Regions from separate parts of the Homo sapiens genome. Here all the other regions are linked to region 2. Evidence: read pairs that join two places in POLR2A ChIA-PET (ENCODE). Cell type or tissue: A673. All regions are shown on one strand. Links, peaks and the distances in the headings refer to the core of each region. The heading gives the core; the rest is flanking DNA.

Region 1 (3,060 bases), core at 184-2,683, 1.1 Mb before region 2:
CACTTTGGGAGGCCGAGGTGAGTAGATCACCCGAGGTCAGGAGTTCAAGACCAGCCTGGCCAACATGGTGAAACCCCATCTCTACTAAAAATACGAAAATAAGGCAGGCATGGTGGTGGGCACCTGTAATCCCAGCTACTTGGGAGGCTGAGGCAGGAAAATCGCTTGAACCTGGAAGGCGGAGTTTCCACTGCACTCCAGCCTGGGCGACAGAGCGAGACTTTTTCTCAAAAAGGTAAACATGATGCAATGGTAAATAGTCATGGGCTAATTAGAACAAACTACTCCTGTTCTCCCACACCCCTGGAGCTGGGTGAGTAGACCCAGGTGATACTGAGCTTGCTGATGTGGTTAAGAGACCTTGATTGTTTCATGGGGAGTGTAGGTGGGAAGGAGGTCAAAGGTTGTGAGTAATTAGGGTTTTTATTATCTCTTGGCTTATGAGACCAGGTCCTTTGAGAACTTAGTGCTCTGCCAGTCTCCAAAGTGGCTAATCTGACTTATGATGAAATGCCAAACACCCTTTTTGTTTTCCTGTTAAGTCTGTGTGTACAGATTCTATGTTTATTCCCTTATTTTACTTAGCAGGTGTGGGTTTGGTAATTTCTAACCATATTCTGCTTTGGCCCCTCTGGCCTTTCTAAATTAACTTGGTCCACCTCATAAATATATATCTATGAGAGAGAGACACACACACACAGACACAGACACAGAGTCTTGCCTCTGTTGCCCAGGCTGGAGTGCAGTGGCGAGATCTCTGCAACCGCCACCTCCTGGGTTTGGGTTCAAGTGATTCTCATGCCTCAGTCTTCCGAGTAGCTGGGACTACAGGCGCGCACCACCATGCCTGGCTAATTCTTGTATTTTTAGTAGAGATGGGGTTTCAGCATATTGGCCAGGCTGTTCTTGAACTCCTGACCTCAGATGATCCACCCACCTCGGTCTCCCAAAGTCCTGGGATTACAGGCATGAGCCACTGTGCTCTACCATAATTTTTTTTTTTTTTGTATTTTTAATAGAGACAGTTTCACCATGTTGGCCAGGCTGATTTCAAACTCCTGACCTCAAGTGATCTGCTCACCTTGGCCTCCCAAAGTGCTGGGATTACAGGTGTGAGCCAGAAACAACTAATTTCTTAACCTATCAGTAAAGTCTTGGTAACATTTCTAGCCTTTATTATTATGGTCTTCCCTCTTCCGGAGATGTTTTGACGGTGAAGGAAAAACGTTCTTCCTATAGATTAGATTCTTCCACTTGGTTAAAAAGCTGCCTCTGACCACAGTTTTTAAAATACAGCTAACTGCTGCTTATCCAGCATTTTCTTCATGAGTCATGGCTATAGTTTGCTGGTTTAAGCTGGTTTTAAAGGAGGGAGAGAGAAGCTTTTGTCTCCTAAAGAATAGGATTAAAGCGGGACCAGAATGAGCTCAGTAGTTACACAATCATTCAGAGAATGAATCAGAGCTGGAAAGGGGAATTTTGCCTTAGTTTAAGGAATCATATCTACTGTGGCTACAAAGCAACTGTCTGGTCTTGCCGAGTAGTTCATGAACACATCTTTGGTTTTCCAAGGCACTTTTGCTGAATTAGGTCTTCAAAGATTTTTGCTTTTGAAATTATAGTCCCTGAGCAGGAGTGGCCTGCTGAAAGATGGTTATCTTTTTTTGTTTGAGATGGAATATCTTGTCACTCAGGCTGGAGGGCAGTGGTGTGATCTCAGCTCACTGCAACCTCCACCTCCTGAGTTCAAGTGATTCTCCTCCCTCAGCCTCCCAAGTAGCTGGGACTACAGGTGTGCGCCATCATGCCTGGCTAATTTTTTTTGTATTTTTAGTAGAGATGCAGTTTTGCCATGTTGGCCAAGCAGATCTCAAACTCCTGACCTCAGGTGATCCACCTGCCTCAGCCTCCCAAAGTACTGGGATTACAGGTGTGAGTCACTGCGCCCAGCCAGTTATCTGTCTTGAAGGTTAATCAGTCATTAGGTGTGAATCATTCCTAAATGTCCCATCTGATGTATTATACCCTGACATTTTCCTTTCTTCCTCCCACAGCGTGAGTGCATCTCCATCCACGTTGGCCAGGCTGGTGTCCAGATTGGCAATGCCTGCTGGGAGCTCTACTGCCTGGAACACGGCATCCAGCCCGATGGCCAGATGCCAAGTGACAAGACCATTGGGGGAGGAGATGATTCCTTCAACACCTTCTTCAGTGAAACGGGTGCTGGCAAGCATGTGCCCCGGGCAGTGTTTGTAGACTTGGAACCCACAGTCATTGGTGAGTTGACCTCAGTAACCCAAGTGAGATCCCAGGGTGCTGGGACAGGAGGTCTGTCCTGGGGGGGCTCCGCTGGTCACTCACCCACTCTCCCTCCCCGCTCCTTGTCCCTCCTCCTCCTCCCCCATCATGTTCTCCAGATGAAGTTCGCACTGGCACTTACCGCCAGCTCTTCCACCCTGAGCAACTCATCACAGGCAAGGAAGATGCTGCCAATAACTATGCCCGAGGGCACTACACCATTGGCAAGGAGATCATTGACCTCGTGTTGGACCGAATTCGCAAGCTGGTAAGTATAGTACTTTAAATAAAGTGGGATGAGAGTTTCTTTTGCAGTTCTGAGACCAAACTACAGAAATCATTCTTTGCAACTAAAATGAGACTATTTGCATTGCAACTAAAATGTATCTGTTCACTAAATTAATTGGATTTCTGAACCAGATGATCTTGGATTTATGGGACAACTATGGGGTAGAAGTAAGTGCTCTTTAGCCTATTTTGCTTCAAGCTGAGACACCCCTTTTGAGGTCATCTTAGTCATACTGAGTGAGTAGGTAGCTGACTTCTACATGTAACTAATTGATCAGAGTCATTTTTTAAAAATCTGGGATGGTTCCTTCATGTCAATACAGAAAGTTCAGAGAACAAGAAGCCAGTGTCACACTGACAAGAAACAGCCAATACTGGAAACTTCCAGTACTGCTGAAAGTGGAGTCGGGAGCTTCCTTATGAAGTGTGCTGTTTGGATCACTTTAATTAAGAGCCTGGCAATCAGATGACTCT
Region 2 (3,060 bases), core at 292-2,791:
GTGCCTGTTGTCTAGTCTCAGCTGCTCGGGAGGCTGAGGCAGGAGAATTGCTTGAGCCTGGGAGGCGGAGGTTGCAGTGATCCGAGGTGGTGCCATTGCACTCCAGCCTGGGTGTCAGAGCGAGACTCCATCTCAAAAAAAAAAAAAGTGTATTTTGGGCCAGGCGTGGTGGCTCAAGCCTGTAATCTTAGCACTCTGGGAGGCTGAGGCAGGCAGATTGCTTTAGCTCAGGAGTCCAAGACCAGCCTGGGCAACATGGTGAAACCCCATTTATACAAAAAATACAAAAATTAGCCAGACGTGCTGGTGTGTGTGCCTGTAGTCTCAGCTACTTGGGAGGCTGAGGTGGGAGGATGGCTTGAGCCCCGGAGGCAGAGGTTGCATACATTTTATGGTATGCTAACTGTACCTCAATAAAGCTGTTAAAAGCAAACACTGTGTTATTGTTGCTAGTTGCCAGAAGTTGGAACAGGAGAAAGTCTGTGTGAGGAGTGGGAATTTATCGATATTTAGCACTCTTTTTTTCTGTGAGGCAGAGTCTTGCTCTGTCACCCAGGCTGGAGTGCATTGGCACCATCTCGGCTCACTGCAACCTCTGCCTTTCGGGCTCAAGTGATTCTCTTGCCTCAGCCTCCTGAGTAGCTGGGACTCCAGGCAGGAGCCACCACACCCGGCTAATTTTTTGTATTTTTAGTAGAGACCGGGTTTCACCATATTGGCCAGTTGGTCTTGAAATCCTGAGCTCAAGTGATCCACCTGCCTCTGCCTCCCAAGATGCTAGGATTACAGGCATGAGCTACTTACCACACCTGGCCAAGCACTCTGTTTTTTTGTTTTTGTTTTTGTTTTTTAAAAGAATATATAAAATGGGCTGGACGCAGTGGCTCACGCCTGTAATCTCAGCACTTTGGAGTGGGGGTGGGTCACAAGGTCAGGAGATCAAGACCATACTGGCTAACATGGTGAAACCCTGTCCCTACTAAAAATACAAAAACAATTAGCCAGGCTTGGTGGCCGGTGCCTGTAGTCCCAGCTACTTGGGAAGCTGAGGCAGGAGAATCACTTGAACCCAGGAGATGGAGGTTGCAGTGAGCCAAGATCGCGCCACTGCACTCAGCCTGAACAATAGCATGATAGTCTGCCTCAAAAAAAAAAATCTATTTATCTATCTATCTATCTACCTATCTACCTATAGAGAGAGAGAGACAGAGGTCTTACTATGTTGCCCAGACTGGTCTTGAACTCCAGGACTCAAGCGATCCTCCTGTCTTGGCCTCCAAAGTGCTGGGATTACAGGAGTGAGCCACTGTGCCTGGCTAACACTCTTTTTTTTTTTTTTTTTTTTTTTTTTTTAGAGATAGAGTCCCTCTGTCACCAGACTGGAATGTAGTGGCACAATCTATAGCTCACTGTAACCTCAAATTCCTGGTCTCAAGGGACCTTCCCGAGTAGCTGGGACTGCAAGTGCATACCACCACTTCCTGGCTAATTTTTAAATTTTTTCTAGAGACAGGGTCTTGCTTTGTTGCCTGGGATGGTCTCAAACTCCTGGGCTCAAGTGAGCCTCTCACCTTGACCTCCTAAAGTGCTGGGATTACAGGCATGAGCCACTGTGACCAGTTTAGCTTTCCTTAAACATAGGAAAGAACCCCCCCTTAATCAATTTCATCAAACATGACTGATTTTTGTTTGTTTGTTTGTTTTTGAGACAGGGTCTCGCTATGTCACCCATGCTGAGTGGGGTGCAGTAGTGCAAGCATGGTGCTCACTGCAGTCTCCTGGGTTCAGGGGATCCTCTGGCCTCCCAAGGAGCTGGGACTACAGGTTTGAGCTAACATGCCTGGCTAATTTTTTTATTTTTAGTAGACAGGAGGTCTCCTTATGTTGGCCAAGCTGGTCTAGAACTCCTGGGCTCAAGAGATCCTCCTGCCTTGGCCTCCCAAAGCATTGGGATTACAGGCATGAATCGCTGTGCCTGGCCTGATTTTGTTGTACTGCGAGAGAATAAAATGCAGTATAACCTTAATTGTTTGGGGGTCTATTAGATTCTTATGTATTTATTTATTTATTTATTTTTCTAAAAATATAGATGGGGTCTCACTATGTTGACCAGGCTGGTCTCTAACTCCTGGCCTCAAGGGATCCTCCCATCTCAGCTTCCCAAAGTGTTGGGATTACAGGCATAAGCCACCGCACCCGGCTGACATTATGTAAACACTCTTTCTATTCTCCTTGAATTTCTCCTAATTTCTCCTTGAAGTGTACAGGGAAAATAAAAGGAGCTAGAATTCAAAGCCATCTAAATTCTATCTGGCTAATAGCTGTTTGATAAAACCTCCATAGGGAACAAATGAAAACTTTTTTTTTTTTTGAGATAGAGTTTCGCTTTTGTTGCCCAGGCTGGAGTGCAATGGTGCAATCTTGGCTCACCACAACCTCCACCTCCCTGGTTCAAGCAATTCTCCTACCTCAGCCTCCTGAGTAGCTGGGATTACAGGCAAGTGCAATCATGCCCAGCTAACTTTTTGTATTTTTAGTAGAAACGGTGGTTTCTCCATGTTGGTCAGGCTGGTCTTGAACTCCCGACCTCAGTGATCCGCCCGCCTCGGCCTCCCAAAGTGCTGGGATTACAGGCGTGAGCCACCATGCCCGGCTTGATTTATTTCTTAAATGGCTTTATTAAACCTGATATAAAGAGATTAATGTCAAATTGGAGCTTGTTATATCCACAGTCGGTGTCAGGTGAAATTGTCATTTGAAGTCAAAGCTACCCTAAATACAGTCAAATATCATGAAAGTGATTTCTAAAATAAACAAAAATGTACTTGGTCACAGAAAGTTTAAAAAGAAAATTGCAGTCTGTAAACTTCAGATTCACTACCTACCTCTCTGGCTCGATGGAGCTGTGCGCGCTCAATCCTAGAGATGATATCCTTTACTGAGAATGGGATCTCAAGGTTAGGGAGCATCAAAGGACTAAGGATATTTTGGGGCTCTCTTCTCATGATGGTGGAATCCTTGATGCATTTTTCTGATTCAGGGTCATTGTCTATCTCATTT
Region 3 (3,060 bases), core at 184-2,683, 200 kb after region 2:
CAGGAGGATGTTTTTTGGGGAATGCTGTCTGAATGAGATACCTTTCTCTCCCCTTGGTTTGGGTTGCTCTGGTGGGTGGAGAACAGATGCCCATAATAAGACCATGTTAGCTAGAATTCCGTCTTAACCCAGCTGCTGGATTCTATATTTACAGCCCCTACTGCCTAGCTGGATTTGTGCCAAACTTTCTGTAGAACATTATAAATTTGGAGGATAGAGGTGGGGTTTGATGAAGTGACATGTAAGAGAAAAATCTCTTAATTTCCAGAATTTATATTTGCTCACCTTTAAAATCAGTTGATTGAATGAGACGATTGCTGTCTCATTAAATTAAAATTTGTTTGTGCTGGGCGCGGTGGCTCACGCCTGTAATCCTAGCACTTTGGGAGGCCGAGGCGGGCGGATCACGAGGTCAGGAGATCGAGACCATCCTGGCTAACACGGTGAAACCCTGTCTCTACTAAAAATACAAAAAATTAGCCGGGTGTGGTGGCGGGCACCTGTAGTCCCAGCTACTCGGGAGGCTGAGGCAGGAGAATGGCGTGAACCCAGGAGGCGGAGCTTGCAGTGAGCCAAGATCGCGCCACTGCACTCCAGCCTAGGAAACAGGGCAAGACTCTGTCTCAAAAAAATAAAATAAAATAAAATAAAAATAAATAAATAAAATTTGTTTGTCTTTGTTTTTTTTTTTTTTGAGATGGAGTACCACTCTTTTGCCCAGGCTGGAGTGCAGTGGCTTGATTCTCCTGCCTCAGCCTCTCAAGTAACTGGGATTATAGGTGCACGCCACCACGCCCAGCTAATTTTGTTCTATTTTTAGTAGAGAGGGGGTTTCACCATGTTGGCCAGGCTGGTCTCAAACTCCTGACCTCGGCGTCCCAAAGTGCTGGGGTTTCAGATGTGAGCCACCATGCCCAGCCATTAATTTAAAATTTGTGGTCATCCTTCAGGAGTAGCCTTTCTGAAGAGGTGACATTTGAGCTGAGACATGAATGAGGAGAGGGAGCCAGTTTATAAGAAAATCTAGGGAAAGTGTTTTTTAGGCACAGGAAATGATTGGTGCAAGGATCTTAAAAAGCTTGGTATATCTGAAGAACTGCAAGAATTGTGAGTCCAGTGAGTTAGGAGAGTGGTGGGAGATCGGGACCATTGACACAGGCAAGCAGGGCCAGATAATGATTGCTCTTGGGGGCCAGAGGGTGTATCCTCTGTGTTACTTAAATTTTAAACAACTGAGTAATTTAGGACCATCAGGAAGAAAAATTAAGAGAGGTTAAGAGAAGACATTTGAATATTCCAGTGGAAATATATGCTAATCGGGGATTAATTATCTTCCAAGATCCTCTTACTGCTTTCTCTCTTTTATCTGTTCTCTGCCTTTTAACTGGTGAAAGTAAGGGGGCAGAGGAGATAGGCATTTCCTGTTTCTCTCTCTCTCTCTCTTTCTCTGTCTCTCTCTGAGATAGTATCTTACTTTCTCAGGCTGGAGTGCAGTGACGCCATCATGGCTCACTGAGACCTCAAACTCCTGGGCTCAGATAATCCTCCTGCTTCAGCTTCCTGAGTAGAAGCTACAGGATCATGTTACCGTTTCTGGATAATTTTTTTTTTTTAATTTTATGTAGAGGTGGGATCCCACTATGTTGCCCAGGCTGATCTCGAACTCCTGGGCTCAGGCGAGCCTTCTGCCTTGGCCTCCCAAAATTCTGGGATTACACTTGTGTTTCTGCTTTCTCTCTGTTTTTGAAGATGCCATTTGTGGCCCCCACTGGAGAAGTAATTGAGGACAGTTGTGGCCCAAGGAGTGATTTTTTTTTTTTCTTTTTCCTGAGACGGAGCCTTGCTCTGTTGCCCAGGCTGGAGTGCAGTGGCGTGATCTCAGCTCACTGCAACCTCCGCCTCCGGGGTTCAAGCAATTCTCTTGCCTCAGCCTCCTGAGTAGCTGGGATTACAGGCACGCACCACCATGCCCAGCTAATTTTTGTATTCTTAGTAGAGATGGGGTTTCACCATGTTGGCCAGGCTGGTCTCGAACTCTTGACCTTGTGATCTACCCACCTCGGCCTCTCAAAGTGCTGGGAATTACAGCTGAGAGCCACCATGCCTGGCATGAATGTTGTTTTAATTGTCACAGCATCTGCTACTAGAGGATCATTATTATGATCATTTCCAGTGAAAGCATGTTTAAAAACAAACAAGAATTTAGACTTTAATATAAAATGTGTAGATTGATCAAAATTTGATGTTATGAAATTTTAGTGTATTTATAGACCAGAACCCATCTAGGAAACTCCACTTTCAAGTTAGATTTCTGTGTGCTATGGTTTGAATGTGTTGCCTCCAAAATTCAGGTGTTGCCAATGTGATACTTTTAAGAGATGGACTTTTAAGAGGTGAATGGACCATGAGGGCTTCTCTCTTGGGAGTGGGATTAAGGCCCTTATAAAAGAGACTTCACACAGGTTCAGCTAGCTTGCCCTTCTGCCTTCTGCCCTTTGAAAACTCAGCAAGAGGGCCCTTACCAGACACCAGATGCTTTGCTGTTGGACTTCTCAGCCTCCATAACTGTGAATAATAAATTTCTGTTCTTTATGAATTGTGCAGTCTCAGATTTCTGTTATAGCAGCACAAAATAGGCTAAGACAGTTTTTTCAAAGAGCAGGAATTCAATAATCTGTTTTACTTCTCCATGGACTTTGAAGGCCAAGAAACTAGAAGCTAAATTTAATGCCCAATTCTTGAACCTGAAGTTATTCTAGCCTTTTATGATATTGATTTTTCTTTTTGTTTACCCATCTGATTTTTTTTTTTAAATCCTAATCTTTTCCCCATTGTATTCCTTTTTTAAAATTCTTGGGGGTGAGATCCAAATTATGCATGATAATTTTTTTTAATTTATTTGAGACATTGTCTCTGTCTCCCTGGCTGGAGTACAGTGGCATGATCTCAGCTCACTGTATCCTTTGCCTCCTGGGCTCAGGTGATCCTCCCACCTCAGCCTCCTGAGTGTATCCTACAAGCACTTGACACCACACTGGCTAATTTTTCTTTTTCTTTCTT

Evidence for each region. Peaks named below come from ENCODE experiments on the same cell type or tissue, not always from the same donor. Only the 100,000 strongest peaks of a DNase experiment are listed, where the experiment ranks them.
Region 1: POLR2A ChIA-PET joins it to region 2 with 5 read pairs; 1 of 35 experiments calls an interaction of 5 or more read pairs at or near these places.
Region 3: POLR2A ChIA-PET joins it to region 2 with 13 read pairs; 1 of 35 experiments calls an interaction of 5 or more read pairs at or near these places.

What each region holds. Positions count from the first base shown.
Region 1 is chr12:49,267,411-49,270,470 of GRCh38, forward strand. TUBA1C (tubulin alpha 1c) reads left to right here. Exons shown (of 4, transcript NM_032704.5): 2 at 2,055-2,277; 3 at 2,418-2,566. Among named protein-coding and RNA genes, the nearest start is that of TUBA1C, 3.9 kb to the left of the region's middle. In A673, for the core only: no CTCF peak of the experiment used is centred there; a DNase peak (open chromatin) is centred at 1,381; H3K4me3 peaks cover 1,552 bases; H3K27ac peaks cover 1,977 bases.
Region 2 is chr12:50,393,408-50,396,467 of GRCh38, forward strand. It overlaps FAM186A (family with sequence similarity 186 member A), which reads right to left. Exons shown (of 8, transcript NM_001145475.3): 1 at 2,886-3,060. Among named protein-coding and RNA genes, the nearest start is that of FAM186A, 1.7 kb to the right of the region's middle. In A673, for the core only: no CTCF peak of the experiment used is centred there; a DNase peak (open chromatin) is centred at 1,424.
Region 3 is chr12:50,588,559-50,591,618 of GRCh38, forward strand. All of the region lies in intron 1 of DIP2B (disco interacting protein 2 homolog B), which reads left to right. Among named protein-coding and RNA genes, the nearest start is that of DIP2B, 85 kb to the left of the region's middle. In A673, for the core only: no CTCF peak of the experiment used is centred there; a DNase peak (open chromatin) is centred at 1,473; H3K4me3 peaks cover 459 bases; H3K27ac peaks cover 2,229 bases.